2 separate regions of the Mus musculus genome follow, and region 1 is linked to region 2. A link is a loop called in an ENCODE intact Hi-C map of the cell type or tissue named here. Cell type or tissue: gastrocnemius. All regions are shown on one strand. Links, peaks and the distances in the headings refer to the core of each region. The heading gives the core; the rest is flanking DNA. Region 1 overlaps Sdk2 (sidekick cell adhesion molecule 2). Region 2 overlaps Cdc42ep4 (CDC42 effector protein (Rho GTPase binding) 4).

Region 1 (15,416 bases), core at 3,138-11,137, 54 kb after region 2:
GCTAGGTAAGTACTCATCCACTGAGCTGCTGAGACTGAACCCTGGGATCCCCACATGCTAGGTAAGTACTCATCCCCTGAGCTGCTGAGACTGAACCCCGGGGATCCCCACATGCTAGGTAAGTACTCATCCACTGAGCTGCTGAGACTGAACCCCGGGGATCCCCACATGCTAGGTAAGTACTCATCCACTGAGCTGCTGAGACTGAACCCCGGGGTTCCCACATGCTAGGTAAGTACTCATCCACTGAGCTGCTGAGACTGAACCCCGGGGTTCCCACATGCTAGGTAAGTACTCATCCACTGAGCTGCTGAGACTGAACCCCGGGGTTCCCACGTGCTAGGTAAGTACTCATCCACTGAGCTGCTGAGACTGAACCCCGGGGTTCCCACGTGCTAGGTAAGTACTCATCCACTGAGCTGCTGAGACTGAACCCCGGGGTTCCCACGTGCTAGGTAAGTACTCACCACTGAGCTGCTGAGACTGAACCCCGGGGTTCCCACATGCTAGGTAAGTACTCATCCACTGAGCTGCTGAGACTGAACCCCGGGACTGCTGTATGCTCATCTATTGAGCTGCATCCCTAGCCCCTCTTTTAGTTACTCTTCAGCTCCAAGGTTCCTCCATAAGTCCGAGTTACAGAGAACCCGGGCAACGGCGGGGCTCTGGTGACTGTAGGGGTCCAGGCTCTCATGTGATTCCTGTGGCCCAGACCCCATTTGCTCTGGGGGAAACTGAGCAGGGCTTGGAGGTGGTGGTGAATGACCCATGAATGACTTCTGGATAGCTTTTCTCTCCCGCTTTGGTCTCCAAAGTCAAGGAAGGAAAGAAGGGAGAGGGATGGGGAGGAAGAGGAGGAGGAGGAGGAGGAGGCTGGCTGTGTGGTAGGATGCTGCTTATCCCTTCACCCACATTTGGTAGCAGCCACCACCTGTCTAGGCTTGTGCCCTCGTGCCCCTCGTGCCCCTTGCGCCCCTCACCTGGGAGTCAGAGATCTCCGAGGGCTTCTCAGTCAGGCTGCTGCTCTCAGCTGGGATGAGGTCGTTGTACTTGGTGACGTCTTCATCAGAGTAATGTAGGCTACCTGGACTGGGCCTGGGAGGGGACCTAGGGAGAGGAGTGAGGCTGAGAGGTAGTCTCAGAGAGGTCTGGAGGAACGCAGGCCACCGGCCCCTCCACCCTGGGTTCCTCCTTGTGACCACACTATGTCAGTCTGGGCCTTAGAGAAGTGGGTGGGGTGAGGGGGGACTTAGCAGAGGAGGAGAGAAAACAGAATACCACACTGAAGTCCTTGAACATATAGGGCAAATGGAATGTGTGTCTATGTGCCTGGGCACATACATGTATGCACAGACATTACTGAGTCCAGGTCAGCCTGAATCTGGTTTGGTGAAAACAAGATTTTTCTCATTCCCATGGGGGCATAGAACATGCAGGCCTCTATGTATGTGTCCTATGAGTAGGAGGGGGAGGGGGACAAGGGGAGGTGGGGCCATGGGTGAAATGCCCCCTTGTTCCCCGTGGCAGTCCCAGGAGCCTGCTCAGCGGGGCTGTGGCAGCCATGCCAGGCTTGGGTGAGTTTTACCGCAGCTTCAAACGCTTCTTTCTTTGGAAGTCTGGATTGGCGAGGGATGAGAGCCTGAGTGCTCCGCCCTCTGCCTTCCCCTCCACCCCCTTGGAGAAGTACACATGGCTTACCCTTGCAAGAGGAGACAGAGAGAGGCTTTGTGAATTCGCTCAAAGAGGTTGCTCCCCCACCCCCAGCCTGCTGCCTCCACCGAACTGTGAATGTCAATACGCTGAGGCTGGAGACCGGAGTCCCTTTGGCTGTAGCCTCAACCTCCCTTGAACTTTTGGGAACATTAAACTGCCCAGTCCCGTCAGAGGAGGACCAGGTAGACCCCAGAATCATCCCTGGCCCTTAAGAATGGACAGCCTGGGGAGGGGGGTATAGGGGACTTTCAGGATAGCATTTGAAATGTAAATGAAGTAAATACTTAATAAAAAATTGGAGGGAAAAAAGAAAAGAATGGACAGCTTGGTGGCTTCAGGGAAGACTATCCAGAATAGACTGGAGTCAGAAAGAAGTCAGGAATGGGAGTTGGGTCCCACCAAAATGGCCGCTATCTTTTTTCATTGCTTTGGGCTTTTGGGAAAGGACCCCGTTTGGTGCAGGCTGGCCTCAAACACTATGGAACTCAGGGCTGATCGTTCAGTACTGATCCTCACAGTTCTGCCTCCCAGGAACCCGCCAGGATTACAGGTGTGCGCCACTACATCCAGTTTTCACAGTGTTAGGCCTCAACCGTGACAGGCAAGCTCTCTGGCAGCTGAGCCAGAGGTCCTTCCATGCTAACTGCTTCCAGAGGCTGAAAGATGGTGGCAGGATCTTGACTTGACTCCAACCAAAGTAAGCCAAGCCCAGGAAAGAAGGTGCTTACTCTCCCCTTGCTAAGAAAGGCACACACAATGGGCTAGTCCCTGGCACCTCGCACCGAGGTGTCTCATCTGGGTCTGAGATGGGGTGCATGGCCGTCTGTCCGTAAGGCTGGTTACTAGTGCAATTGACTGCAAACTACTGTAGGTTGGTTTCCATGACTATGTGTTTCTGCACTCTGCAGCTATTGGCAGAGACTCTTAGTGTCCACCTCCTCATGGAGTTTCTAACATTCTCTAAGCTGTGACTGGGTCTGGTGGGACTAACAGAAGCCCCTAAGTATCTCGCTGGGGTCCCACGTGACCTTCCGCTGACCATTGCCAGCCCTGAAGCATGGATGCTATTTCCCAGGGAAGGGGAAGGCCACGTGGGCATGGCTTGTTCCATGCTCCTTCCTGGCCATCCCTGCTGGACGCTGCTGTGTGGCCCTCAAGTCTCTGTCCTCTGTCACACATGCAGGCGTAGTACCTGGTGTACAAGCCGTTCTTCCTGCAGAAGGAGTTCTTTACGGACAGCCGACGGTTGTTGAGCTCCAGAGCAGGGAAACTGCTTTCATCCAAGCTTAGCATCTCCCCGTGGCCGAGCGCTCCTGACTTGGTATTCCCTCCTGAGGGCAAAGAGATGTGGGGGGAGAGGGGGGAGAGAATTGGTACCCATCAGACCACACAGCCAGCCATTCCTTCCCAGGTCCATTCTCCCACTTAGCTGGGATGCTCCTTTTTCTTGCTTGTTAGTATCAAGACCCAGATTAGAGCCCAGGGTTGTGTGGAGGAATTCCTGGCTGCCTCGCCTGAGATGGTACATTGCTAGAAAATGGACCTTCCCAGCCCCCAACATAAAGAAGACCCCCAGGAGTCAAGCCTGCCGTTGGGAGGACACAGGGTCACTCACCTGAATCTGTCTTCTTGGAGTACTTCTTGCTCTGACCTCGGATGATGAGTACGAAGACCAGGAGAAGGATGAAGATGAGGCCCACAAGAGCAATGACCACTAAGAACCACCATTCCTCATAAAAGGGGCTGGCTTTCTGGGCTGCAACAGCAGTAGAGTGTCAGGACCTGGATGCTCAATACTCTCCTGCCTACAAGCCTTCTTGGTCCATCTGGGGTCCCACCACCTGCTCATGGGCATTACCAGTAGGTGGGGGTCTGTGCACTCTAAAAGTTTCTGCTTTGATCTGCTGGCAAAGGTTTGCCTGGGAGACCATTTTAAGAAGAGTTTTATGGTCTAGTTGATTGAGAATTCCCTGGGTTTATTAAGAAAGAGTGCTGCGATCGATGAGTGATGTCTGCCAGGGGATCAAGAATGGAGAGTAGCAGTTTGTTAGCTGCTTTTTTGTTTTTGCTCTCCTGACTTTGGGGGAAAAAAAAAAGACTTTGATAGACAGATTCTAATTTGTGTGTGGAAAGATGTTTCTCTGGACTTTAGTAAGCCTGAGAGATCTTTCCTCAAAGTTATAGTGAATGTTTTTGTTGTTGTTGTTATTTATTTATATGTTTATTTATTTACAGATGGTAGGAAGCTAAGAAGTTTATTTTCATCTCTTTGTCTTTCATAATTTGGTGTTATCCATCTCGGCACAGGAGCAGTATATGGGTGGAAAAGGAGCTGGGTTGCTAATGCCCAAGCAGAGAGCCGATTTTCTGCCTCTATATTTAAAGTGGTCAGTAACTGGGCAGGGCCATAGGTGTAGGCCTAGTGCCACATGTGAACCCTGAGGTGGATAGGAGGAATGAAAGAGAGGGGGAGGGTGGGGCAGTGAACAGGACCCACCTGGGGTGCTGCCCAGTGGGGTCTTAGAGGCCACCAGTGTTAGCCCATGGCCCACCTGGGTGCTGTCTGTTGGGAGTGGGGTGAAGTGGCTTGTGTGGAGCCATAGTTTATGGCCTGGCTAGCAACTTCCTCTGAGGCTGTGAACTGCGGTAGGCATGGAGCCCAGAGCTCATGGTTAGAGAAGTTGAGGGACAGTGCATTTCTATGACCACCTTGACTCTTCTGCTGCCCAGTGTCCGCCTTCTTCCTGTCCCCTTCCCCCAGCATGACATCAACTCTTCCATGGACTCTCTGACCTGCCACCCTATAGGCTGGTACCTGGCACAGACTGGGAGGGGCTGCTGGGAGTGCCAAAGCCGTAGTCGTTGACTGCGATGACCCGGAAGTCATAGCTTACGCCTGGCTTCAGGATGTCCATGCTGAAGGTGTAGGAAGTCACCTCCTTGGGGATATCCTTGATGAGAATGTCCCAGAGCCCCTCATCTGCAGGAGCAGAGAGAGGAGGCACTGTGAGGTGGAAGAGCCTCAGATCCCAGCTGATCTGGTTCTAGCTGTAACCCCCTGAATAACGGGTCCCATCTAATCAGTGGCCCAACGCATGCCTGAGCCTGGCTCTTAGGACGGCCTTGTCTTAGAGACAGATACTTTCTGAGAGAGTGTGCCTCTAAAATCTTTTCTTTAAAATTAAAACATCTGTAAAACATTTAAAAAATGTACCATGCAATAAATTCTTTAACAACCAAACCAGTACAGGCTGAACATCCTAATCAGAGAAACTAAACTCTAATATCGACACGCCTGTGATCTTAGCACTCCAGAGGTCAAGGAAAGAGGATATCAACCTTGAGGCTAGCCTGGGATATACAGTGAGACTTAAATGAATAAAAAAGTAAAATCTAAAATGCTCCCAAAAAGAAACATTTTGAGACCTATAACATCTCAAGCAGAAAGACTACACACGCTTAAACTTTACTTCATGTACAAAATACTAAAATAGTGTATAAAATTAATTTTTAGGCTATGTGTATATGGTATATCACATAAGAAAATTTATATTTGTCTATCCAAAATATATTTAGTATATTTGCATAGATATTATATAGGCAATTATATTCTTATTCTATGTTATATTATGTATATATAATATACATATATAACAGGATATGTATTATAGAATTATCTTGATCTCCCAGCTCTCCCTGCCGCAGCGGCCCCAGCCTCACTCTCAGGGACCTCATTCTTCCGTGAACTTCTGAGCCGATCTCCTGTACCAGGGCTGGCTTCCCAGTTCCAGAACATTCTCTCCCGGATTGAAGGAATCTGTTGCTCTTACCACACTTTCCCTCGGATCCAGCAGGGGAATCTGGGACATAAGTAGCCACCACTGCCCTAGCATCATTTGAAAAAACATTTTGGACCAAGTCCAAGTGTGCTGCAAGCCGGGTCGAGGGCAGCCTGCCTCTCTGCATCATAGACCCTGCAAGTTTACCGAAGCCTGCATGAGGTCTGTCTGTTCAGAGATTCTCCCAGAAGGCCCTGGGTCCTGAGCCATGGCTGGTAGTATGCATTATGCATGTGTGTGCGTGTGTATGTGTGTGTGTGTGTGTGTGTGTGTTTGTGCGCGTGCACACGTGCGTGCACGGCCATGTCTGGGTCTCCTTTGCTCCTCCTTCATTGCTCTTCACCTCATTCTTTTGAGACAGTGAGGGTCTGTCATCGAATCTTGAGCTCAGCAATCAGCTAGGCTGGCTGGGCATAGACCATGGGGATCCCTGCTTGCCTCTACCTCCCGGTACTGGGGTCACAGAATTTTCCCTCAGCTCTTATATGGATGCTGGTCATGCAAACTCGGGACCTCATGCTTGGGTAGCAAGCAATTTACCCAGAGAGTCGTCTTTCCTGCCTCATTGTCAGTATTTTTGAATATCTACTTGATTATTACCTACGTTATTTTAATTTTTTAAAAATTACCTTTATTTTATGTGAATTGGTGTTATGCCTGCATGTATGTCTATGTGAGACGATGTCAGATCTTGAAGTTACAGATAGTTGTGAGCTGCCACCCACATGTATATCAGAGTTAGATCTGGAGTTACAGACAGTTGTGAGTTGCCACGGTGGGTGCTGGGATTTGAACCCTAGTCCTCTAGAAAAGCAGTCAGTGAGTGTCCTTAACCACTGAGCCATCTCTCCAGCCCGCTAACTTAAAAATCTTTTGAGACAGGGTCTCACTTTGTGGCCCAAGCTGATCTGGCATCCACAACTCCCTGCCTCCTCCTCTTTCCTTGTGCCAGCATATCCAGTTACCCAATTATCTTTCTGTTTAATCTCCTGGCGCTCTCCCTACTTCGAGGCTGTGCAATCCTTAAGGATCATGTGTGGCTTGTCTTTATATCCTTATACACCAGCACTTAGCTCAGACACCCTTCGTGGCGTGTGCTAAATCTAGGAGCTCTGACTTTCCCCTGCGTTTCTCATAGTATTATCTCGCAGGTCAATGCGTAGCTCAGCACTTCATTCCTTGGGATGTAGTGGGGCTCAGATCCCTCATGCGATTACTGTAACAATGTGGCCTCTCCCATAGCAGCTGACAGTCCTGTGTCATACAACCTGATGCGCGGGCTGGGGGTGGGGTGGGGGAGTAGCTGTAACAATGACAGGGGGTAAGAACTTCTCCTGTCTGACAGATAAGACAAGGCTCAGAGAACTTAACTTGTCTTGCCAAGGTCACAGCGACATGGCTAACAGTGCTGGCATTTTCTGCTGAGCTACCCGACTCTTGGCATTGAGTTTCCTCATGGTACCCGGGAAAAGCGGTGGGTGCAACCAACGTCTGCTAATAGCTCATGGAGAATCCTGCTGTTGCCTTCTAGAGGCTGAGGTCTCCTGCCTGCTCTTTATACCCACTCCCCCTTCTCTGTACCCCACACAAACAAAGGATGGGGGCTGGGCAGTGAGACCAAGCCAGAAGCTGCTAGAATGTCCCTCAATGGCCTCAGTCCTCAGAGTCAGCAGATGTGGGAGCCAGTTCACAGGCCCGGTCAGTCCCAGAGCGAACCCCTCCCTCGCTCTGCTCTGCCCGAGAGCTAAATGGCTCAAAGTCGGTATGTCTAGCTTAGTCTGTGTAGCACAAAGCACAGCAATGCAGGGATATTTTGTGTCACCAGGGCTGTTTTGTCATGAGGAGCACATTAGCATGGAGGGAGGATAAAAGAGGGGGAAGGCAGCCCAGAGGAGGGGAGACAGCCATCTCTGAAAAGCAGCTCACTTTCCAACAGGTTTAATTAAGGGTTGTCCACGCATCCTCAGGGCTCCCTTCCCCTGCTTTCCCACTGTCTGTTCTTCCTTAGAACTGCTGGTGTTGACCCTTCTGTATCTGTCACGGAATGCTGGCTCAGTCCTTCCTCTGTTCCACCTGTGTGCACCAAGTCACAACCCCCAAACTTGGAAGGACAGTGGCCCATGCTGGGCCTCCCAGGAAACACTGGAAAAGCAACAGGCTGAGGTCCGGGGCCAACATTCCACAGCCTGGCACCGGGTCGGCTGACTTTGGTGGAATAAGCAGGCACAGGCCTTGGTGAGGAGATGCATGCAAAGGCCTCTGGGCCAACTCAACAGCCGGCACCAGGGAGGGACCATCTGGAGAGCCGGCACCACCTGCAGTGTAGGCGACCTGGTGCATCTGAGTTTGCTAGACACTGAGCTATGGTGGCTGTGATGGTTAGTGTGAGATTAGGGCAGTGGTGGGTGGTGGTGGCTTCCAGGAGCTCCCAGAATAATTAATTCTTTGTTATTGGGGTGACCCAGCCACCCTGAGGAATGTACAACCTGTGGTGGTGGTGGTGGGAGCTGGTTCAAGTCTCCATAAGAAGTATTCTGTGGAAATGGCTTGGCCAGCAAACTGCTTCTTTTGCAAGCATTGAGATCGGAGTTTGATTCCCTAGAACCCAGGTTTTTGTTGTTGTTGTTTGTTTGTTTGTTTGTTTGTTTTTGTTGTTTTTGTTTTTCTGGATTTTTTTGAGACAGGGTTTCTCTGTACTAGCCTTGGCTGTCCTGGAACTCACTCTGTAGACCAGGCTGGCCTCGAACTCAGAAGTCCGCCTGCCTCTGCCTCCCAAGTGATGGGATTAAAGGCGTGAGCCACCACTGCCTGGCCAGATCCCAGGTTTTTAATCTTTGTTTTCAAAAGCCAGACACGGGCACAGTGGCAAGCGATTGGGAGCTCAGTGCTGGAGAGACAGGATGATCTCTGGGGCTCTCTGGCCAGCTAGCCGAGGTTAATTTGGTGAGTTCCAGGCTAGTGAGAGACCCCGTCTCATAAAACAAGGTGAACGGCACCTGAGGAATTACACCAGAGGCTGACTTTAGGCATCTACCTGCATGCACATGTCAACTACTACTAGGCTCTCCTACCTCTGACTATTAATTCTCATTTGGCAGCAAAGACTTATCTTATCTTTCTCAACTTCTATCGCCTAGGCGCAGAGCCTCAGAATACAAAGATCAAGCCGGCAGCTCTCGGCTGACTTGGGCTCCTCTGATTAGCTTGGAAACCTAGCAACAGAGGGAGCTGGAGTTTGCGGAGTAATGGAACTGGTGCCCGGGGAAGCAGGTGCAGGGCCGATAGTGAAACAGGAGCGGAGAGCAAGCCCCCTCAGGAGTGACTTATCAGCCGCTCAGCGCCTGATGGCTTTGGAAGTTCTTGTGATTCGATTTCAGGCTTGACAGGAGAGGTCGGTAGGATGACAAAGTGAGTCACAAGCAGGACATGGGCATTTAGCTAACGTGAGCCAAGCCTTGCTTTTCTGGCTTCGTGGTCTTCATGGGTGTGCATGCATGAATGAGCGTGCGAGTGCATGTGTGCATGCTCGAGGGTGCGTGCACTTGTGTATGGAGGTCAGAGGGGGATGTTGAATGTCTGTTAATTGCTCTCTACTCTATTTCTTGAGACAATGTCTCTTTGAAACTAGAGCTTGCCAATTCTAGCCAGCAAACTCTAGGGCTCTGCCCCCGTGCTGGTGTTACAGGTGTGCACTACCATGTATGACTTTTCTATGGGGTTGTTGGGGACCTGAAATTGGGTCCTCATGCCTGAACATTTGACTGTCCAGCCCTTCCTCTGGCCCCTTGAACAATCTTTAGCCTTAGTTGGTTCCTACAAGGTGCTAACAACTGTTTCCGGGGATTCTTTTTTTTTTTTTTTTTTCAAGGCAGGGTTTCTCTGTATAGCCCTGGCTGTCCTGGAACTCACTTTGTAGACCAGGCTGGCCTCGAACTCAGAAATCCACCTGCCTCTGCCAACCAAGTGCTGGGATTAAAGGCGTGCGCCACCACGCCCGGCCCCGGGGATTCTTAAGCAAGAGTCTGGCTCTAAGGAAAAAGCCCTGTCCTCTGTCCCCAACTCCAGCTTCACTTACAGTAATTGCACACATACATACCTTCATGGATGGAGGATGGGAACAAGCCCAAGGGTAAAGATGGGAGAAGGGTAGGGCGTGGGCCACAGAGGGAAGATAGCCCAGCCTGAGCAGGGCGTACCTGAAGGCCTGGCCTCTATTACGTAGCGCGTGATGGGCCCTTTGCCAGGATCTCCGCTGGACCAGTGGATGGCAATGGCTGAGCTGTAGCGAACGATGATCGGTACTCCCGGTGGTCCTGGGGCACCTGCAAACATCCCATAGTGCATGAGGGCACCCATGGAACCAAGAGTGGCCTCTCTTTACAAAAAACCTGTGCTGGTGGGAGGGGGCTGGGCAACCAGGTCAACTCTAGACATAGAGCCTCTGGGACGTCCTGCAAATACTAGGTCCGAAGAGCATATCTTGGGCCGGGCCTGCCAGGATGTGGCCAGTCTCTCTTCCTGTTATTCCCACACCTCCTGAATCCCAGGACAAGGCACGGGACAGGGTAGGCGATGCTCCTGGGAAGAATTCCAGAGCAGAGACAGAGGACGAAGGCATGTAAGACCAGGCAGAACGTATCACGTGATCCACTCATGGAACCCCTCAGGGGTGCCTCAGTTTGCCCATCTGCAAGGGTCCTGTGGAAGGATAATCCTGAAAGGAGATGTCATAGTGGGCAGCAGAGGTGAACAGACTGATGGTGGAGTGTGCCCAGGGATGGAGGCCTGTCTGAGGGGGTGAAGGTCCCTTTAACATCTCCTTACCTGACATGGGATAATGCCCGTCCAGTCTCTTACTTGAAATCTGCTACCCCTACGTGCATGTGCTGTTAGGCTAGGTGTGGAGAGAGCAGGCTGGGGCCCTAGGAAGCCTCAGGAGGAGAACCTGGCAGAAGGTGTGTCTTGCAGACTGAGATATTAGAGAGGGAGGGTGGACTAGCAGCCTGGAGGCAGCCTGTGTGGACAGAGCACTGGGCCGGTATCCGTCTATGCTGCATCGCTTCACTGGGAGTGTACCAGCACAAGCCTTGACCCTTCCTGGAGACTCCTGCCGCGTGTGGTCCCCACCAGGCATGTCTCCCAGTAGACATGATGCTAACCATCCCTAGAGCCTAGCCCACAGTAGATGCTTCCTATGGGCTCATAGTACCAGGGGCTGAGGCAGCAGTGTATGTGCGTGCGTTCAGGCTGACTGATGGCCTCTCGCTGCCTGATAAGAAGAGAACACAACTCCAACTTCTCACCAAAGCCCTCTGGGACCCCGGAGAGTCGTTCAACTCAGACAGGAGGCCGATGGAGACTTTGCACACATGGGAATACATATTCGCACAGCTGGATACCCCATTGCCAGGCCCCCATATCTACTCCTGACGTCAGTTTTGGAGAGCTTCAGTCCCCCCCCACACACACACTTTCCCTTCTCTAAGGAGCATCCTGCCTGCAGCCCATAAAGGGGAGATACGGCCTGAGAGTGGGGTGCAGGCTGGGGAGGCCTTTGGAGTCCCTGCTTTTCACTCTGTATAGGGCATCGCTCAGGACAGAGAAAAGGGCTGCCACTGGCTTTTTTGGTGAGCCAAGGACAGCTGTGCAGGTGTTGTGTCTTGTAGAGCCCTCGTGGGTAAGGTTGGCTTTCTTTCTTGGTATTCCCCACTCCTCCTCTATTTCTTGTCCAACGCCTTCCCTACCCCGTGCCACAAACTCCAAGCCTGAACTCTCTAAACCTTAAGTCGGAAGAAACTGAGCTCAGGTGGCCTGCTATTTGCCAACTCTCTTCTAGCTTTTAGATACCAGGAAGTCTTGGAGGAGCAGAGCTGAGGAGGCTGGGACAGCAACCTCCAGGGGTCCTGCACATCCTGTTCTTACTGAATGAGAAACGGGGGTGACAAACCCACAGCAGGTAGAAGGCAAGAGGGCCTGGACTCTCCAGGCCTTTTCTTCTTCTAGCCCAGACTCTGGAGAAAGTTTAGTCTGCTGATGGCCCAGGGACATGGGAGGGGAAGGAGAGGGTGGAAGCTGGGCTGGGCCTGGCTGGAGTCTTCCTCGAGAGAGGGTGTGGGCGGCGGGGTGGCTTAGGAGGTGATTTTTATGGTCAGCATGGAAAACCTTGAACCCTTGACAGGGCCAGAGGATACTAAACCCTGATTGCCCCCAGGGTCCTGGGTGGAGAGAGAGAAGTGACAGAGGCCAGGGGCAGTGACAGAGAGGATTAGGGTGGGACCCTAAGGGCAGAACACTGACATGCAAATACAAAGTGGCCTTCTATTTGTAAAGGTATCTGTTCTAGGGCAGCCAGGGCTACACAGGGAAACCCTGTCTTGAAAATGGGAAAAGAGGTGTTGGGTGTTGGGGAAGGCAGGCCTGGCTGCCAGGAGGTAGCTCATGTGTCAGAGAGTTACGGGAGGTGCCAGTGTCATCGTTAGAGGAGATGACTGCGTCTCATGGGAATCAGAAGCTCTGTGCCCACCCAGGGAGCGTACAACCGGACAGGAGCTGGGAGAGAGTCTTCTGCCCCCTGCTCCGACAGCCACTGCTGGGTGGGGGAGGGGGAGGTACAGGGAGGTGGTTCCGGCCAGGATGGAGGTTTGGATGCCTGCCAGGCTGCCTCCTTCCTGGACAGAGGTGACAGGGGCTGAGGTGACAAAGGCTGAGGGTTAGAGAGGAAGGAAAGAAGGAACACGCGGAAACCTCAGTGGTTGTAGTGGCTCACCCTTGTAAAACCGGCACTGGAGCGAATGAGGCCGGAGAACCATGAATAGCAGGCCAACCTGGGCTCTATATTGAGGCAGACCCCGTGTCAGCCTGGGATGTGTGTATGGGCCTGCGTGGCGGAGAGGGTCTGGGTCAGTCCAGGCTTGGGCGGGAATAGCCCGGTGACTTAGATGCTAATAACCAAGCCGAGGATGAGGACAAGAGTGAAGCTAAGAGGAGGGGTAGGGAGGAGGAGTCAAGAAGAGGGAGGAGGAGGAGAGAGGGAGGACTCTTGGGGCAGGGATAGAGGAGTAAGTAAGCTCTCCGCTTCCCAGTGTCTTCTGAGCTAGACAGGTCTCTAGACCTCCTGGGTCTCTCTTACTTGGAGGCCTGAGGATGCGGGGCATAGGACAGTGTGACGTCTCCCCTACCTTCTCCAGGGCCCGTAGTGATGTTGGCTTCAATCTCAGGCCCATAGGTGAAGGTCTTGGCTTTGATTCGGAAACGATACGTCATGCCCTCGGCCAGATCCTTCACTTTCAGCCACAGTGGGCTGTTCCCCTTCACGTCCACTGTCACAATCTTGCTGACCCCTGTGGGGGAAGGACCGTGAATAGGGGCTGCAGTAGCTGGTGGGAACAGGGCCACCAAGGCCACTGGCAGCTCCTGGGAGGAGGTGACGGTTGTGGCCTCCATCTCTTGGAATCAGCCGAGCTGTCACTCAAGCCCACAGGCTGCCAACACTGTGTCAGGAACATGGCTCTGAAAAGAGCTCAGGAAAAAAAAAACACTCCATGGTTAAAGTACCCGGAGGAAAGCTATGTCCTGTCTGTGCATCCCGGAACAGCCACAAAGTCTCCATCCTGTCTCACTGCTAGACTACCCGTCAGCCCATCCCAAGCCAACATATCACAGAACGTGACATTTAGGCAGCTGGTGTTGGGACGTTCTTGAAGATGCCTCCAGCATTGGAGCTGGATAGCACCCGGTGACTATTCTAACCCCACCCCAGCCCTAGCCCCAGCCCCACCCCAGTCCCACCTTTGTTCTCTTCTTGGCCAATGAGAGCCCAGCTCCAGGGGCCCCATCATCTGTAACCATGTGGCTTTTAGGGTTGAAGCTTCAGCAGCTAAGGTCATGGCAGCCAGGGGCAGGATTGGGGGCTTCCACAAGGTGGTTCTGTGCGCTCTGCACTTTCCTAACCCTAAAGTCTCCCTGAGAGTCAGGACCAGGTTTTGTTCTCTTATAGAAGGTCACCTCAGAACCTGCTATAGCCCTTAAGCTTGTGTGTGTGTATGAATTCCCTTAAAGCTGGAGAAAAATATAAATAAATATATAATATAAACATATAAATATTATATTTGTATATTATATATATTTATATATATATATATATATATGATTTCAGTTTATTCTTCCAACAAGCCCAGAGGGTCAGGAGCATTCCTAATAAGGAAATGGGAAATGGAACTTCACATAAAAGGAGAGTGCACCAAACACATAGTAGGTACTTTATTAAATTTATTTATTTATGTATTTAATTTCTTAATTCCTTCCTTCCTTCCTTCCTTCCTTCCTTCCTTCCTTCCTTTCTCTCTCTCTCTCTCTCTCTCTCTCTCTCTCTCTTTCTTTCTTTCTTTCTTTCTTTCTTTCTTTCTTTCTTTCTTTGACAGAGATCTCCATGCCTCTGGCTGCCGAGGTGTTAGGACTAAAGGCGTGCGCCACCCCTGCCTGACACTGTTTCTTTTCCTTAGATGCTAATGATCCAGCATCAAGCCCCGGAGGGAGCAGAGTGGAGCAGGGGACATTCTGCTCACATGTATGCCTGGATACCACTTGCATGCCTGGTGCTCAAGGAAGCCAAAGAGGTATTGAATTGCCTAAAACTGGAGTTATGTACAGTTGTGAGCTGCCATGCGGGTGCTTAGGAATTGGCCCTTTGTGACAGTAGCCAGGACCCTAAACTGCTAGGTGTTCTCTCTATGCCATATTTATTTTTGAGACAGGGTCTCTGGTGATGCAAATTGGTCTCGAACTTCCCTGAACTCCTGTCTCCCTGCCTATACCTCCTGAGAGCTGGAATTGTGGATGTGAGTCACCATGGCTAACTTACGTGGTGCTGAGGATGGTACCCAGGACTCTGTGAATGCCAGGCAACCACTGTGCCAATGGAGCCTCAGCTCTAGCCCTTTCACTTACTGAATGAGTCCTCTTTGCTGAGCAGATGCCATCCTGGCCTAGACCTTGGCTTTCTCTATAAGAAAATGGGGGGCTGCTGGCCTGCTGCAGAGCTGTGGCATTTCTAAATGGACACCCTGACTCAGGAACCTATAAGGACATGGAGTTTAGACCCTGATGGACGAAGATCTTGAGAGGCCAAGAACTCTGTTTCTCAAAGTGGGAGGTCTCTGGATAGGCCAGGAAGAAACCACTTAGACAAGAGCCTGTCTAGGTTCCCTGCATCTTGTCTTCTTGTCCTCTGACCTAGTTCTGTTCCTTCCTGTATCTCTTTCCAGGACCTGCCTCCCCTTTGGTTCTGACACAGCCCGGCTCTGCAGGATGGGCAGCTGGCACCTAGGTGGTGGCAAGAAAAACTGAGGATCATTGTCCCCATCTCTGACCCATAACTGGAGCTGCCTAATGCTCCCAAGCTTTGTCCCTTGTTCTTACCAGGCTCCAGTCCTAGGAGGTGTGTGTGTGTGTGTGTGTGTGTGTGTGTGTGTGAGAGAGAGAGAGAGAGAGAGAGCACGCACATGTACAAAAGTGGTCACTTCCTGCCACCAGGGTGTCACTTCTAGGGCAGTCTTCTCCCTATGTCTTGTTGTAAGTAGTCCCAGCCATTGAGAAGCCCAGCCCCTTTCTTGCCTGTGAGTTCTCTTAATGTAGCTGCAGGGTGAGAAAGCTGCTGTGTAAGAAAGCTGGCAGTTACCTGATGCCAGCAGGCAGCGCTGCCGGTCCAAGCCCTCCTGAGAGCCCCATGGCAGAGGGTCTGGGTGGGGGGCCTGGGAAGGGCAGGGGTGGAGAGGGAGAGAGTGATCTGAAGACAGTGCATTTGACCTGGGCTAGGACAGTCATTTGCAGAGTGTGGTAGCTGCTCACTGTCACACATCTTCCTGG
Region 2 (15,416 bases), core at 4,224-12,223:
CAAAAATCCACATGCTCAGAGGACAAGCCAGGTGAGTGAGTGAGTGTGTGTGTGTGTGTGTGTGTGTGTGTGTGTGTGTGTGTGTGTGTAATGTAAACCAACAACCTTGGGAAGTTCCTAGTGGCGGCTAACCTGGAAGCCATGGGGGAGGGGAGACAGAAACTCAGTAAGGTTATTATTTTCTGGAGTTTGCAGCCAGGAGGAGGCAAGACCTGAGTGTGGCTGGGGAGGACACAGGGGAAGACATCCTGGGAGTGTTTCAGAGTTGTGGCCAATAGGAGTGGAGATGTCCCCAGTGGCAGATCAAAGGGCAGCCTCCATGGGGACTCCAGGGATCCTGTCCCAGAGCTGAGTCACACACACATACCTCTCTCCACAGGGCCGGCACTGTACCTGCCCCTAGGCAGAACTTAACTTCGTCCAAGTGTCCAGTGTTAACACTTTTTACATCAGGACAGGAAAACCAGCCTGCCGCAGGCCACATCTCTCCCAGAGAAGCTAGCGCTCCGCCTTTTGACAGTAGAGAAAGATCTGGTATTTTCTGGAACAGTCACTAGCCTTTATGAAACTTTTAAAAAGTTGTGGGGTGCTAAGGGCAGCAGAGGGACAGCTGAGGGACAGCAGAGCTACAGCAGCTTTGACACTGTGTTAGGAGGAGGAGGAGTTCTAAGGGGTGTGTGCTGGGATTAGAGATGCAGGCAACTCTGGTATAGCTGAGAGTCTGCTGTTTATACAAGGAACTTGGGATGTACTGGTTTAAGATACCCTCTGGCCTGAACAGCCACAATTCCAACACATAAAAGCCAGAGACAGAACCGCACACGATCATCAAGGACCCCCCCCCCCCCCCCACACACACACACACACACACTTCTCATCCTACGACAGACAAACATCTCTAAAATACCTGGGCCGGGTAAAGAATTAGGTTCTGAGAGACAGGAATGCCCTATCAGAGGACTCAGCCCAGAGAGCACAGGTTGAAGTCATGGTCAGTTCTCTCTCCAGGTCACTGCTAAAACAGCGATGCAATATCCAAAGTGTGGGGGTGCCATGGAAAAACACCCCTCTAAGGTGTCCTTTACGTGTATGCATGTGTGCACAATTCTTGTTTTGGTTTTGTGTGTGTGTGTGTGTGTGTGTGTGTGTCAGGGTCTCACTATGTAGCCCTGGCTGTTCTAGAACTCACTCTGTAGACCAGGCTGGCTTTGAACTCACAGATCTACCTGCCTCTGCCTCCTATCTGTGATGACGAAAGGTGAGTGTTAACCATGCCGACACAGGGTTCCTTTAGGTTATGTGCAAACTGCCACCCATTCAGTCCTTAATTTTCAGTTTTTGTCTTTTAAGAAAATAAAATCAATAGATGGCCAGCCCTCTAAATCTGTGGATTCTCCATCTGTCAAAAGAAAAGATCTCAGAAATAGGCTGGGGCGAGAACTCAGTGGAGTAGGTAAAGTGTGTGCTGCCCACAAGGATCTGAGTTCGATCCCTGGGGCACGCACACAGATCATGCTGAGATGGAAAAATGGGGGGGGGGGAACCCTGGTGAGCCACCTTTAGTGAGAGATCCTATCTTCTAATGTAAGGTGGGGGCCGGAGGGGAGGTGGCTTAGCCGTTAGCGGCACTGGTTTGGTTTGATTTCTAGCACCCACATAGTGGCTCTGTAACTCTAGTCTCAGGAGATTCAATCCCATCTTCTGGCTTCTGCAGGCACTGGGCATGCGTATGGTACGTGTATAACTAACTATGCACACAAAACACTCATACACATAAAGTAAATACATCTAAAAACAAGTTTTAAAAAGTGACATGCAGGACTGGAAGGAGAGCCAGTTGGTAAAGCACCCGCGGTACAACCTGGCAACACAAGTGAAGCCCCTGTCACCCCAGGAAACATGGAAGGAGAACCTGCCTCACACAGTTGTCTTCTGACCTCTACACACGCCCTATGACAAGTGCATGGCCCCCTCCACCCAAGCAACTATCATGGACAGGCACATGGACAGACTAAGGCACTAATAATGTCAATCTCTAGTCTCCACACACATGTGCAGGCAGGCGAAACACGCCCTACCAGAACACACACAAACACTGAACGTGTACAACCCCAACCTCATCTTCACTCCCTAAACAACCTAATGCAACTGTTTTCATAGCATCCCTGTCACTCTGGAATGTGGAACTCTAGAGATGGTTTAAAGTGCCCCAGGGGATAGATACGCACACATTACATTGTGCTGTCTCACGGAAGGGTCTTGAGCCTCTGTGGATTTTGGTGTCCCAGGGGGACCTGGAACCAATCCATCGTAGACACGAATGAACAGCTGTGATGGCTCTGGTATGTCCTTCCCACACACCAGTGGATTGTCATGTAGCCCAGGGGTAGGAGTAGGTGTTGAAATAAATGTGGCGGGCTGGGGTCACAGAGATGATCCAACCCAGTGGCCTGGGCAAGGCTTTGGGGGTGGGGGTGGGGCAGTGAGGGATAAGGAGAGGTGAGTTGCCAAAGGTCATGGAGTTTGAGGGACCCAAGTGGTACCAGGGCTCAGATCTCCTCTGCCAATCTGAAAGTTTTCCCCGAGTAACACTTGCAGTGACATCGCTGCCAAGACTGAGGTCAGCCCTTCCTGTCTCTTCCATCATCTTGCCCAATGTAAGAGCCAAAAAAGGGTAGGAGGAATAAAGAGGGTGGGAAGGGGTGGGTGGGACACATTTCACAAGGCAGGGAGAGTCACAGCACCTGGATCCCAAGAACTACTTACATCCTAATGACCTCGGGACAGGGTGGCCAAGGGGCACCCACAATTGGGAGAGCTGAGGAGCTGAGGCAGAGGGATGGCAAGTTCAAGACCTGCCTGAGCCACAAGAATACTTCAGCCTCCTCCACATCTACAAACAGAGCAGGTGGAACTGTATCAATGGAGGAGAAGTCCCAAATGCGTGGATATTCTTCAGCAAAGCCTTAGCCACAACATCACACGCTGGCTGGGAGAACCAGGGCAGTAAGGGGCGGCCTGAGAAAATGAGGAAGCACGAGGTCCGTGGAAACCGTGACGGGTGGGGGTGAGGTGGAGTGTCTGTCCTGAGGCCATGTAGCCACATGGGACAGTTTCCCTAAACAGCAGGCAGTGGACTCCCATATCCATCCACTTACAGCCATCTGTGACACAAACACACCGATACATGTTCATTGAAAGGGACAGAGGGAAACCAAGATGTGAGGCTGGGCTCAAGAGAAAAACTGGCTAAAGCCAGGTGCAGGGGTGGGGCCGGGCCTGCCTTTTATCCCAGCACTTGCAGGCAGAGGCAAGTGGCTCTGAGTTTGAGGCCAGCCTGGTCTACACAGTAAGATCCTGTCTTTAAAAAAAGGTTCCCTGGTGAGGTGGGGGCTGGGGGGAGGGGTGCAGGGTTGCAGGGTGTGTGTGTGTTCCTGTGCATGTGCCTGTTCATTTTGTGCATGTGTGCCATGGCTCACTAACAAAGGACAACTTAAGGGGTCAGCTTTCTCCTTCCACCACGTATGATCCAGAGATGCAAGTTTTTTGAGCCTGCTAGCAGGTGCCCCTTCCCCCCACTCTTTATAAACAGGGCTTCTAGGGGCCAATCTCAGGTCCTCGTCCTTCCACATTACCAACCCAACTATTTCCCCTGCCTCTCCTCCCTTTAATGTGGCGAAGCTGCTTTTAATAATAATAATAATAATAATAAATCCCAAAGCATCAAAGGCTTAAGGAAAGGACTTTAATTTCAAAACAGCTTAAAACTCTCCAGTTGTCAGGGCTCAGCATCTACAAGAACAAGACATCAGCCAGGGCTAGCACGGCTCTGCACATTGCCAGGCTCTCTCCCACTGACATCTGTCCCTCCTCCCTTCCCCAGGCCACCCCCAAGAGTCATGTTTTATGCTATGTGTCTGGGAGGTAAGAGTGGACAATCTATAGAGATTTGAATGCAGGAGAGAAGAAGGCTCAGCAGGTTATGAACACCGAGGGCCTGGGTTCACTTCCAGGCACCCACATGGTTGTTCACAACTGTAATTTCAGTCCCAGGAGAGCTGATGCTCTCTTCTGGGCTCTACAGCACTGACTACACTTACATACATGCACGCAAAACACCCATCCCCATAAAATAAAAGCAAGCTAACTATGACTCTAGACCCACAGTCCTAGGCCAGACTCATTCCCAGATCTGTAGAGACTGATCACCTGTCCCCACCCCTAACCCCCACCTCTCACCCTCACAAGGAGAACACTAGCAGCTGCTTCCTGGTGCTCCAGCCTTCTTCTTGGCCAAGCAGGTGACTCGGAACAACCACGCCCACCCAACGGAGACTGGCCTTCCGCCAGTGTCACGGGAGCTTTGAGCTGGAAGTCAGCCACCCACAGGACAGTGGGATCTAGTCAAGAGACACTCCAGATAGGTGAGAGCTTGGGTTTTACTCCTCCCACACTCCCAGCTCGGCCACTCCAATACTGTGAACAAAGAGGGAAAAGGAAAGGGCAGAAGTCACTCAAGGTGCTCCCTTCAACTGACCATGCGCAGAAAAGTTATGGCTGCCAACGACTCCCCTTTACCAGGTACCTGTGTGTCTAGCTTGGGGCTGAGAAAACAGACACGTACTCTTCTGCACCTCAAAGCAACCATGCAGGAGGTTCTCATGATACATCTATTTTACAGGAAGGGGATTTGAGGCTCCAGCAAGTTAATTTCCTCCCTCCTTCCCTTATCTTCTGAACTGACTGACGGTAGCCCATCTCTCTCAAACCCTGGTGCAGTATGTTTGGAGGGGCTGAGGAGCACTGGGCTAGGAAGGCTGCTACCCTGAAAATGACTGGGACCAGAATCCACATTACCAACTCCTTGATTAGAGGGTCATCTCTAGGGACAGCTGAACTTGATCCTCCCAAGGCCCTACAGAGTCCTAAAGAGAAGGCAGCGGAAAGGATCCGTGCGTGAGAACTCCAAGCCAGGTGTCCCCTGGGTACTTAGGAATGGGGTCAGCACAAAGCCTAGATTCAAATCCTTCTCAAGGAAGCCCTGATCCAGGGTTGAGAGCCTCAACCCTGCCAGATGCCAGGGAGAAAGATCAGAATCCTGACCCAAGTTAGCGCTTTAACTCTTAGATCTGAGCATTTACTGCACCCTTCCCAGAGGCCGGCCAAGCCCGGCCAACACTGCCCAAGCCCAGCCAGGGTACAGCCTACTTCCCAGAGATAAACATCCCTTCTCTGATGGGCTCTTCCTGGAAGGGAAAGTGACTGAGGCTCTCCAGACATCACTTGGTGCTTTGTCACGGTTGTGTCGGGAAGCATGCCGCCTAGGAATTCCTGCTTCTGGGGGTGGGGTGGCAGGAGATGCTGGAGATGGGTGGGGGCCAGAGTGACCCGGCAGCATGTGTGTGTGTATTTAATTTTTTATATTTATTATTCAGGTGGTGGCAGTGCATGTCTTTCATCCCAGCACTCAGGGAGGCAGAGGCAGGCAGATCCCTGAGTTCAAAGCCATCCTGGTCTACAGAGTACGTTCCAGGACAGCCAAGGCTACACAGAGAAATCCTGTCTCAAAAGAACAAAAAAAGGTTCTGTTTTATTTATTTATATGTATGTGTCTGTATGCAGTTATGTGCAAGGAGCCCAGACACTGAAGTCACAGGCACTTTCGAGTGACATGATGGGGGTAATAGGAACTGAACGTGGGTCCACCACAAGACAAGCAAGTGTTCGTTCTTAACCCCTGGGCCAACTCTTCAGCCTCAGGTTATTAATATTCCACACCTGACATCCAGTAGAGTGGCCTCTGGCTTCATGTGGCTGCTGAGGTATTAAATACCTCACATGGAGCCTGGGAAGGCCGCTCAGTCAGCAAAGAACTCACTATGCAAGCATGAGGTCCGGAGTTTAGATTTGCCAGCACCTACATAGGCCAGCAGAGTAGCGTATGCCTGTAATCCCAAGGCTAGGGAGGCAAGAGAGTTCCCTGTGTCAGACGGGTGAGCTCCCAAGTTCAGTGAGAGACCCCGTCTCAAAAGATAAAGCAGAAGGGCTGGAAGACGGTCAAGGTTAAACGGTCCGACATGCGGGCATGCGATTGTCAGCACGCCTAGCAGCAGCTCACCCCTCCTGCAATTCCAGCTCCAGGAAGTTCAATGTCTCTGGCGTCTGTGGGCACCTGTACTATGCCTGCACACACGCACACATGTGCACACACACACACACACATTAAAAGTGTGAGGAAACATAACTCTTCTATGGGGCAGTACAGACTTAGATATTTCCCTGTTACACAGGCAGGATGCGTTATTACAGATGGGGAATAAAGGCAGTCATTGTTCCTTCCTTCTGGGACTGAAGGCACTCATGCGCTGGTAAATCACACGCCATGTCAAACGCCATTGCTAACACCCCAAGTTTCCATTCCGCCAGTCTGTCACAAATGTTTTATTCTTTCATTGAGACTCTATAACTTCTATTTTCCATAACTATGCCAGCTTGTAATTATTTCTGTAAGACTGGCGTGAAAAAAAGAAATCACTTCTGTTTCCCACTGCCATTCTATTTTGAGGATGCTCTGTCATGTTACAGTCCCAGCAACATGAGGTGATCAACTTTAGGTGCTTGCCTGCCTTCCCTGTGTCTCTCTCCCTTGTGTGTGTGTGTGTGGGGGGGGTGGGTGTCAAGACAGGGTTTCTCTGTGTGGCCCTGGCTGTCCCGGAACTCATTCTGTAGACCAGGCTGGCTTTGAACTCAGAGATCCGCCTGCCTCTGCCTCCCAAGTGCTGGGATTAAAGGTGTGTGCCACCACTGCCCGGCTTCCCTGTTTCCTCTTTGAGACAGGGTCTTGCTGTGTAGCCCTGACTGGCCTGGAACTTGATACAGACAGAGTTGGCCTCAAACTTTCAACCATCCTCCTGCCTCTGCCTCCAACTGCTACAATGATAGGCTTTCACCGAATTGAAACTCTAAAATACAAACATAACCTTTCCTCCGGAACGTGTAGTGTGCATTTCTTTGATTACTAAGTGTGTTGTTTTAAAAAAATGTATTATCGCCACGCAGACCTGCTCCTTGGAAACTGCTCACTGAAGCTTTTGCCCATTCCTCTATTGGCAGGAGGGGCTTCCTGTTTTCCAGTAGACTTGCTCGATATCTTTAAATCCTAGTGCTATTCTGCAAATATTTTGGCAAATCTGGCATATGCCTGTCTACATTATGGTGACACACATGCTGCCAAGCGCCTCATTTGTTTGTGGTCCAGGCGGCTTTCTGCCTTCCGGCCTTCATCTTACCAAGCAAAGACTTCTCTTCTATTCCCCAAGTTTGTGGGCTGGGGGGTGGGGGTACAGGTGCTAAAAGTATGGGAAATGCAGGGCAAGCTACTCACAGGAGAAACAAAACCAAACCCCCAAAGAAACGCAGCGAAGTGCAGCTGTCTGTGTGACCTCTACCACTGAGTCACTAAAAGGGGGCCACAAAGACCAGGAAGAGTCAAGTGCCAGGCCTGGAGCCGCTGGTCCTGCCATCCCAACTACTCAGTGTGAGCGAGGAGGGTCCTAGCTCAAGAGAGTCCCGTTTACGTGGTAAATTCCAGGTAAACCTAGGCGCTGCAGCTAAGAGCCTCCTTCAACGTTAAGTTAGTGGTGGTGGACTGCTCACCTAGCCTGTGCTAGGCTCTAGATTTTGATCCCTGGTAACAAACACACATTAGCAGTAAATGGTACTATATAAAATATAAATATAACACGGCAACACAAATAACAGTCAAATAAACAGAGAAGCAGTAGGTGGTTCACACCGCAGTCTCAGCACAGGGGGAAGTCTACGCAGGAGGACTGAGGCAGTATGACTACACAGGAAGCTCTGGGCTAGCCTGAGCTACAGAGCAGGATGTTGCCTGTTTTGTTCATTCGTTTGGTTTTTTAAACCGGGTTGTGGTGGCAGATCTTCATGACTTGGCCACTACTTGGTTCTGTATGGTGAGTTCCAAGCCAGCCAGAGTTAAAAAGTGAGATCTTGCCTCAAACAACAACAACAACAACAACAACAACAAAACAAAACAAAAACCCGGAAACAGATGTGGAGAGATAGGAACATGGCAGTTCCCAGCACCCACACTGTAGCTCACAGACATCTGTAACTCCTGTTTAAGGGGATCTGGTGCCCTCTTCAGGCTACCTTGGGCACTGCACACACACAGTGCACAGACTGTATGCATAGGCAAAAAAAACAAAAAACAAACAAACAAAAAAAAACCCCTCATACTCATAAAATAACAAAACTAGGAAAAATGTGACAGCAACAAAGAACAATAATTTTCCTGAACTCTTATAAGAACCAGCCTTGTTAAATGGGTGGAAAGCAACCAAAGCTGCCTTGGTTCGATATGCGCTCCTTCCTGAGCCTGGGCGGCTGTGGCCGGCTTCCACAGAGCCTTTCCTTCTGTGCCTTGTTCTGCTTCTTTCTGAAGCAGATCTGGAGTCTCACCAGGCAGAGCAGCTTTGGAGCATCCAGTGGTGAGAGCCCAAGTGCCTGTCTTCCCCCTGAATTCATCCTGGCTGCTCTCATCTACGGACTCTTCCATGTGTGTCTCAGAATGAGGAAGGCTGGGCACACTATACACTGCTCATCCTGGCCCTTGGAAAGCTGAGGCAGAAGGATTCCAAGTGCCAGTCCAGCTTGGGCTGCAAAACAAGAGTCTACCTCAGAAGCCTAGAGAGAAGGGGAGAGACAATCCTGTCCTATCTGCAACAACTGTCCTTACTGAACGGGACACTACAGCAGACATGAAGAACATTGGTTTCTGCCTGGCACCCACAGTGACATCCTAAACCTAGTTACCCATAGGGCTGCCACCAGCCAGGAGGGGCCACTAAGTCCTCACGTTGTGGCTAGTGAGAATTGGGAAACATTTTCTTTTTCCTAATTCAAGTATTTTAAATTTTAAATAGGATGTTTGGTTCCTTTACAGGAAAACTTCAGAGTGTTGGGAAAACCTGTGTGAATCAGTGTATGACTGTAAAATTTTTTGCAATCCAAACACTGATCAAATATTTATAAAGTTTGGTATCCAGACTGTAGTGTACTATTTAGTGTGAGACACATGATAGATGTTGAAGCTTTTGTATCTTAAAGGACAATATAAAGTACACCATAGGTAATTTCTGTACATTTACTTATGAACTTATTTGAGATGGGGCCTTACTAGGTAGCTGTGCTGTCCTGAAACACACTATGTAGACCAGGCTGGCCTTGAACTCACCAGAGGTTAACCTGCCTCTGCCTGCCAAGTGCTAGGATTAAAGGGGGCATATGTCTCTCCATTTTGTCCACTTCTCTTTTATTTGTGTGTGTGTTTGTGTGTCTGTGTCTGTGAGTGTCTGTGATCAGTGTGTATGTCTGTCTGTATATGTGTGTGTGGATTGTATACGTGCCTATGTGTGTGTCTGTGTGTGAGAGTGTGTGTGTCTGTGTGCATGTATGTATGTGTGTGTGTGTCTTGTGTATGTGTCTATGTGTGTGTCGTTTCTGAGAGTGTGTGTATCTGTGTCTGCATGTGTTTGTGTGTGTATGTATGTGTCTTGTGTATGTGTCTATGTTTGTGTGTGCATTTGTGTGCACCCACTCGTGCACACATGCCAACAGAGACACAGAAGAGGGAGTTAGATTCCCCTGAAGTTAAAGTTACAGGCATTTGTAAACTGCCCTGCATAGGTGCTAGCAATCAACCCAAGGTCCTCTGAAAAAGTAGCAAGTATTCCTAACTGCTGAGCCATTTCCCAGACCCTCCACTGAAAAACTTCAACAACTATGTGGGAATGGCAATATTTTGGACGTGCAGCGTTAATATGAAAATTTACCTTTTTAAAAAAAATATGACTATTAGAAAAGTTAACATTAGGGGGCTGGTGAGATGGCTCAGTGGGTAAGAGCACCCGACTGCTCTTCTGAAGGTCCGGAGTTCAAATCCCAGCAACCACATGGTGGCTCACAACCATCCATAATGTGATCTGACTCCCTCTTCTGGAGTGTCTGAAGACAGCTACAGTGTACTTACATAAAATAAATAAATAAATAAATCTGTTTGTTAAAAAAAAAAGAAAAGTTAACATTAAACTGGGCAACGGTGATGCACACCTTTAATTTGAGCACTCACTCAGCACTGTGAGCTGGAGGCCAGCCTGGTCTACAGAGTAAGTTTCAGGACTATACAAGAAACCCTGTCTCCAAAAACAAAAAATAAAAAAACCTATAGAAAAGTTAAAGTTATGCGTATGACCAGCCTTCTATCCTTTATTGGGGCAAGCGGTAATCAGACTTGGACATGGAAGCCTGGGCTGTATACATGCTAATAAGCCTGTGTCCTAGCACACAGCTGCCCTCAGCTCCCAGCATTATGCTATTAACAGCACTGCTCTATGGCTACTGTCATCAACTGTCACATTCTCTAGTGGACTCACAGACAGTCTCCATTATCTCCAATATACAGAGATTCCTCCCTCCACCAGCCTGAGAGGATTGGCATTATTGATTGGTGTGCGTGCTACCACGCCCCCACTCAAATTTGCAATCCTTAACAGTGTATAAAACTATACGATTCCAATGCCTGAACCAAGCTAACAAGTGGGGAAACACAGTGTGTCTCAGCAATCAACCCCTTAGTTGGTAAAGAGGGAATGCAGTCGACTTTGGAATCAGGAGTGGTCTGGAGAGACGTCTACCAAAGTTAGTCCTGATCAATTGGCATCTAGGATTTGAGATGCTCCCTAGCCTCAGGCAGAGGGCCAGACCCTGCACCAGGTGGTCCTCTCCCCAGGCCACAGGTCAGAAGTATGGAGCAGAGCAGACACTCCAGGTCCTAGATGCTATATGTTCTGGCTAAATGGCGTTTAGTACTGAAGGTTCTCGTGCTGCGTGTCTGACAGCTTTTATCTTGGGTCCTTTTCCCAACAATATCAAATACCACAGATCAACACTGTCATCTCCATCTTGAAGATGAGAAAGCAGGGCAGGGTTTAGAGAGCCCATGAGTCACCAAGGTCACACAGCTCCTAAGGACAGAGCTGAGAGAAGAATCCAGAGAAATGTGATGCTGAACTCTCAGGGTTTCCACTCTACAAGCACATCGGAGGTGGGAGGGGTCTCATCAAGCCTCGAAGGGGTGATGAGGGAGGGCTACAAGGACCAAACACCCACAGGAAGCCCACTGCTTCACAGACTGTGTTCGTCTTAAAGATTTCCCCAAGACCCATGAGATGGCTCACATCTGTAAAGGCACTTGTCACCAAGCTTGAAGGCCTGAGCTCAGCATGCCGAACCACATGGTGAAAGGAGAGAATGGAGCACACAAGGGTGTCTTCTGACCTTACTGTGACCAGTGTGCACACGTGCGTGCGTGCGTGTGTGTGTGTGTGTGTGTGTGTAAAAGAATTATTTTACCCGGCGTGGTGGCGCATGCCTTTAATCCCAGCACTTGGGAGGCAGAGACAGGCGAATTTCTGAGTTCGAGGCCAGCCTGGTCTACAAAGTGAGTTCCAGGACAGCCAAGGCTATACAGAGAAACCCTGTCTTGAAAAACAAAAACAAAACAAATAAAAACAAACAAATAAAAAGAATTATTTTAAAATATCGCTGGAGCTAGAGAGCGCAGTTAAAGAGTATTTGTTGCTCTTGTGGAGAGGATCAGAGTTCTGTTCCCAGCATGCACACGGAGGCTCACAACTGTCTCTAACTCCAGTTCCATGGGGCCTGCCTGGCTCCTGCTGAAGGCGTTCACACACATGGTGAACATTCATACATGCAGGCTAGCACTGATATATATATATATATATATATATATATATATATATTTTAAAATCTCCAGTCTGGGCACTCCATTTTCTATCATCCTAGAGAAAATTATTAATTCTAGGAAATAGACGGTGGGGTGGGGGGATGGGAGCCCTTGAGCTGGAAATTACCTCAATCTCACCCAGCATCCATCTCTACCCTCAGTCCAGAACCCTCTGGCTCGAACCAGGGGAAGGAAGCCAGCAGGAGGGTGAAGGGAATGGTTTCCCTTACCATGGCCTGCCCACAAGGGAAGAGAAAGGGGCCAGGGCCTGGGAGAGACCGGAAACGACAATTGACCAAGGAGCCAAGACGAAGAACAACTAATGACCCAAGGACATCCGGCAGCTTCACTTGTTTATAGGACCTTTCCTGGAAACGTGGGCTTCCAGGAGTCAGCCGCCCGACACCAGCCACCACAGGCGATACACAGGCTATAGGAGACGGTGTCTAGCGGAACTAGCGGAACAAGCGGACAAGCGGGGCTTCTGCTCCTGGCCTCACATCAGAAGGAAGCTGCTGCGCCTGCAACCAGATCCATCCGCGAGGCCCTGCTTAGTTCAGTTTCACTTTGCTTCTCCCAGGAACCACTCCTGAGCTGAGAGGCAAACACAAGTGTACTCTGGGGGCTCCAGAGAAAACCCCTAAGTGAGATGGCAGATCTTCCAACCTGGCTTTGCTGGGGACTTGGAATAGAGGGGGTTAAGAGCCAGATCATAATCGGGCTCACCACACTGAGCTTGCTAGCTATCTCTGCCTCAGTTTCCCCATAGCTTTCAAAGCCTTCTACATTAAGGTGAAGATGTAAGCTCACGCTCACACACACACAGACACACAGACACATTCTACAAGGGGTGACACAACTCAACAGATAAAAAGGCAACCCTGAAATGTGCACTCTGCCGGGACCCCACATCTACTGAGCATGCGCAGTGACGCTAATTTCAAACAGGATCCACGGGCAGTCCTGAACATACCTGTACAAACCTAACCCCATAGGCTCTAGGGTGTCGCATGAAGCTGTCCCCTGAAGCCAAGGTACAGAGTCTGTCCTAGCTTAGCACTGCCACCCAGCAGGGGGTCATGAGGCAGCCCTGCCTAGGGCTTCCTTCTCTTTCACCTTTGACCTTTAGTGATATGGGATGGAGAGGGCCAGCTCTTCTCAAACCGAACTTCTGCTCCTTCTGATTTCAGGTCAGTAAGGACCATGAGAAACACTCTCATTCTTCCCCAGGACCAGGGTACGGAAGAGACAAGACTGACAAGACCCTGGGTTCTACCAGCAACAATGCACAGGACCTCAAAGGAGACAGATGTGCCAGACTCCTGGAGAGAGCCGCCTGCTGCGGTGGCTTCCGCAGGTATCATCCACTACCCTGAAAACCAAGGCAGGGGATGGTGACCCAAGCAGCTATGAGGAAACATGCAAGACGTGCAAGGCTCTCTTGCCCTGGCCCTGGGATTAAAGGCAGGGGTGTGCACACATGACACCTTCAAACTGTTTCTACCACAGACCAAAATGGGAGAGCCTACCTCAGCTTGAAAAGGTGAGGTCAAGACCACCAGTCTCTAAAGGAGGCTCCATGGGCCAGCAATGCCCCACCCCCTAGCAGCGCAGTGCCTGGGGTGCAGGGAAGGGCTAGAAAGTGTTCCTCAGCTGGAAGGGAGCCCGAGGCTCCAGGAGGCCCACTGTAAGCTGGGGCTTCACTGGTATCAGGAGTAGGAATGTGGGCTGCTAATGGCTGAACTTTCTCCACCAGGCAAGTCAGGCAGGGCTACTTTTAGCCACTCTGCTGCCCCTCCCTCGGTGACTGTCCCAGGCCCTACACTCAAGGATAGCTGAGCATCATCCCAGAGGCACTTCAGGAGAATTAGCTGGAGTCTGCTGTCAAGGGCCTTCTGCTAAACCACCACTTGAAGTGTGCCCTGGCTCTGGGACTTGGTCCCTTCTCCCAAGGCTGAGGAAGCTTCCGGTCCTTCGGTCAGAAGAGGACCTAACCATAGCTCAGGTCCATGATCAACTGCCAGGGTGAGATTGCTCAACCCCCTCCACTCCCCAGCCTTATCGCTGGCATCAACCCAGCGCCTCTGTTCTTCTGAGGGGCAGAGTCCTCCCTCCCCCGGCAGGGGCAAGCGCCTAAGTGTCTGTGGGGCTGAGACGGTGGCATGGATGTCCCAACCAGAACAGCTGGAGCCGCTCCTCCGCTCCTCCGAGGCCATCCGGGATGCTGACTTGCAGACGCCCCTCCCCTGCCAATTCCATCCAAACTTCAAGGGAAGCAGGAGGCAGGGATAAAGGAAAAGAGGAAGAGAAGGAGACACCAACATCAAACACCATGCCTGCCACAGATGGGCACGGCCTGTCCAGGCCATGGGAAAGCAGTTGCAGTTGCGGAGGGGTGGGGGAGGGGTGGGGGAGGGTGTTGCTGAACCACGAGCGACCCAGGCCTTCCTGGAGAAAGCTCTGAAGGGAGGGTCTAGGATCCCTTTACAGGTCAGCAGGAGACCACCCCTGGGACCACAGCTTTACACAGGGAAACTCTCCCTTTGCTTGCGACTTCCTGCTGGGAAGCTCGGATGGTCAGTTTCAAAAGAAGGCTGGGCGCACACACAGGATCAGAACAAGAACTCGAAAGCAGGCATATGCGAGCCACAAACTGAGGGGGGAAAGGAGGGTTCAAAAGAGAGGGAGACAGGAGCCCCCCCCCCAAAATGGAAGAAGTGCTCAGAGGAACAGCACGAGCATACAGACAGCATGAGCAAAGGGTCCTGCAAACCCCGAGAAGTTACCAGAGGGGCCGAGACACCCCCACATCAATACTGCTTTGGGAGCAGGCTCGCTTTAGCATCCAGCTCCTTAAAGTCCGCGCTAAGATCGATCACCAGGAGCTGAGAAGCTCTCCTCCCGCCCGTATCTCCCAAGGTTCCACTCAGTGGGAAATAGTTAAGGGGCAAAGTCCCTGTTCACAGAGGAGATAAACCACATTAATCAGTAGTCACATACAGGCAGCTGATCAGGGCTGGTAGCACATGGTCCCTCCCACACTCAGCCCTGTATCAGCTCCCTGACATGCATAGTAGCTTCCCGGTCTCTAGTGATGCCCCACTATTGCCAACTGCCCTTGGGCTGCCCAGAGGCCTGGCTCTGCTCCAGCACGTCCCTCCAACCCCACCTCCCCAGTTCTGGGAGAAACCTGTAGCTAAGGTTCCCCATGCTGTGGGCCCTGTTCTTTGTTCTTTAAAATTCACTCCATCCCACTGGTGGTCCCCCCCTCCTCCAGCCAGGCCTCAGAAAGGGGCGGGAGAGGCTGCTGCAGGCGTTACTGGAAACCCAGACAGGGCAAAGAAGTTGCAAGGCAGAGGCCCCCTGCCAGGGGCCTCTCATTGTTTATGCTCCCCAGATCTCGGGTCCAGATGGTTGCTGGGGGTAAGGATGAAAAGTATCCCAACCGCTCCAGCGAGAATGGACAAGAGGTTTCAAAGTAAAGACACCCACAAGGAAGCTTTCCTCATTCAACGGCTCAACTACCTGGGCAAAGAATGGGAGCTGTCGGCCCAGGGAGAGACGTGGGAGCCGGTCAGATTGCAAG

The links. Hi-C counts contacts between places; a loop is a spot of excess contacts. Peaks named below come from ENCODE experiments on the same cell type or tissue, not always from the same donor. Only the 100,000 strongest peaks of a DNase experiment are listed, where the experiment ranks them.
Region 1: a loop joins it to region 2, with 2.3 times the contacts of the local background. A loop is called at or near these places in 13 of 42 quality-filtered maps.

What each region holds. Positions count from the first base shown.
Region 1 is chr11:113,790,395-113,805,810 of GRCm38, forward strand. Sdk2 (sidekick cell adhesion molecule 2) reads right to left here. Exons shown (of 45, transcript NM_172800.3): 39 at 12,731-12,892; 40 at 9,749-9,874; 41 at 4,529-4,693; 42 at 3,329-3,469; 43 at 2,906-3,044; 44 at 981-1,107. Gm51930 (a long non-coding RNA gene) reads left to right here and starts at 13,726. Exons shown (of 3, transcript XR_003949797.1): 1 at 13,726-13,806; 2 at 14,054-14,167; 3 at 14,816-15,416. In gastrocnemius, for the core only: no CTCF peak of the experiment used is centred there; DNase peaks (open chromatin) are centred at 7,020, 7,162, 7,780, 8,411 and 2 more places.
Region 2 is chr11:113,735,040-113,750,455 of GRCm38, forward strand. The region is part of intron 1 of Cdc42ep4 (CDC42 effector protein (Rho GTPase binding) 4); the gene reads right to left. Among named protein-coding and RNA genes, the nearest start is that of Cdc42ep4, 9.1 kb to the right of the region's middle. In gastrocnemius, for the core only: a CTCF peak has its summit at 8,183 (motif pointing left); a DNase peak (open chromatin) is centred at 4,349; H3K4me3 peaks cover 361 bases; H3K27ac peaks cover 2,649 bases.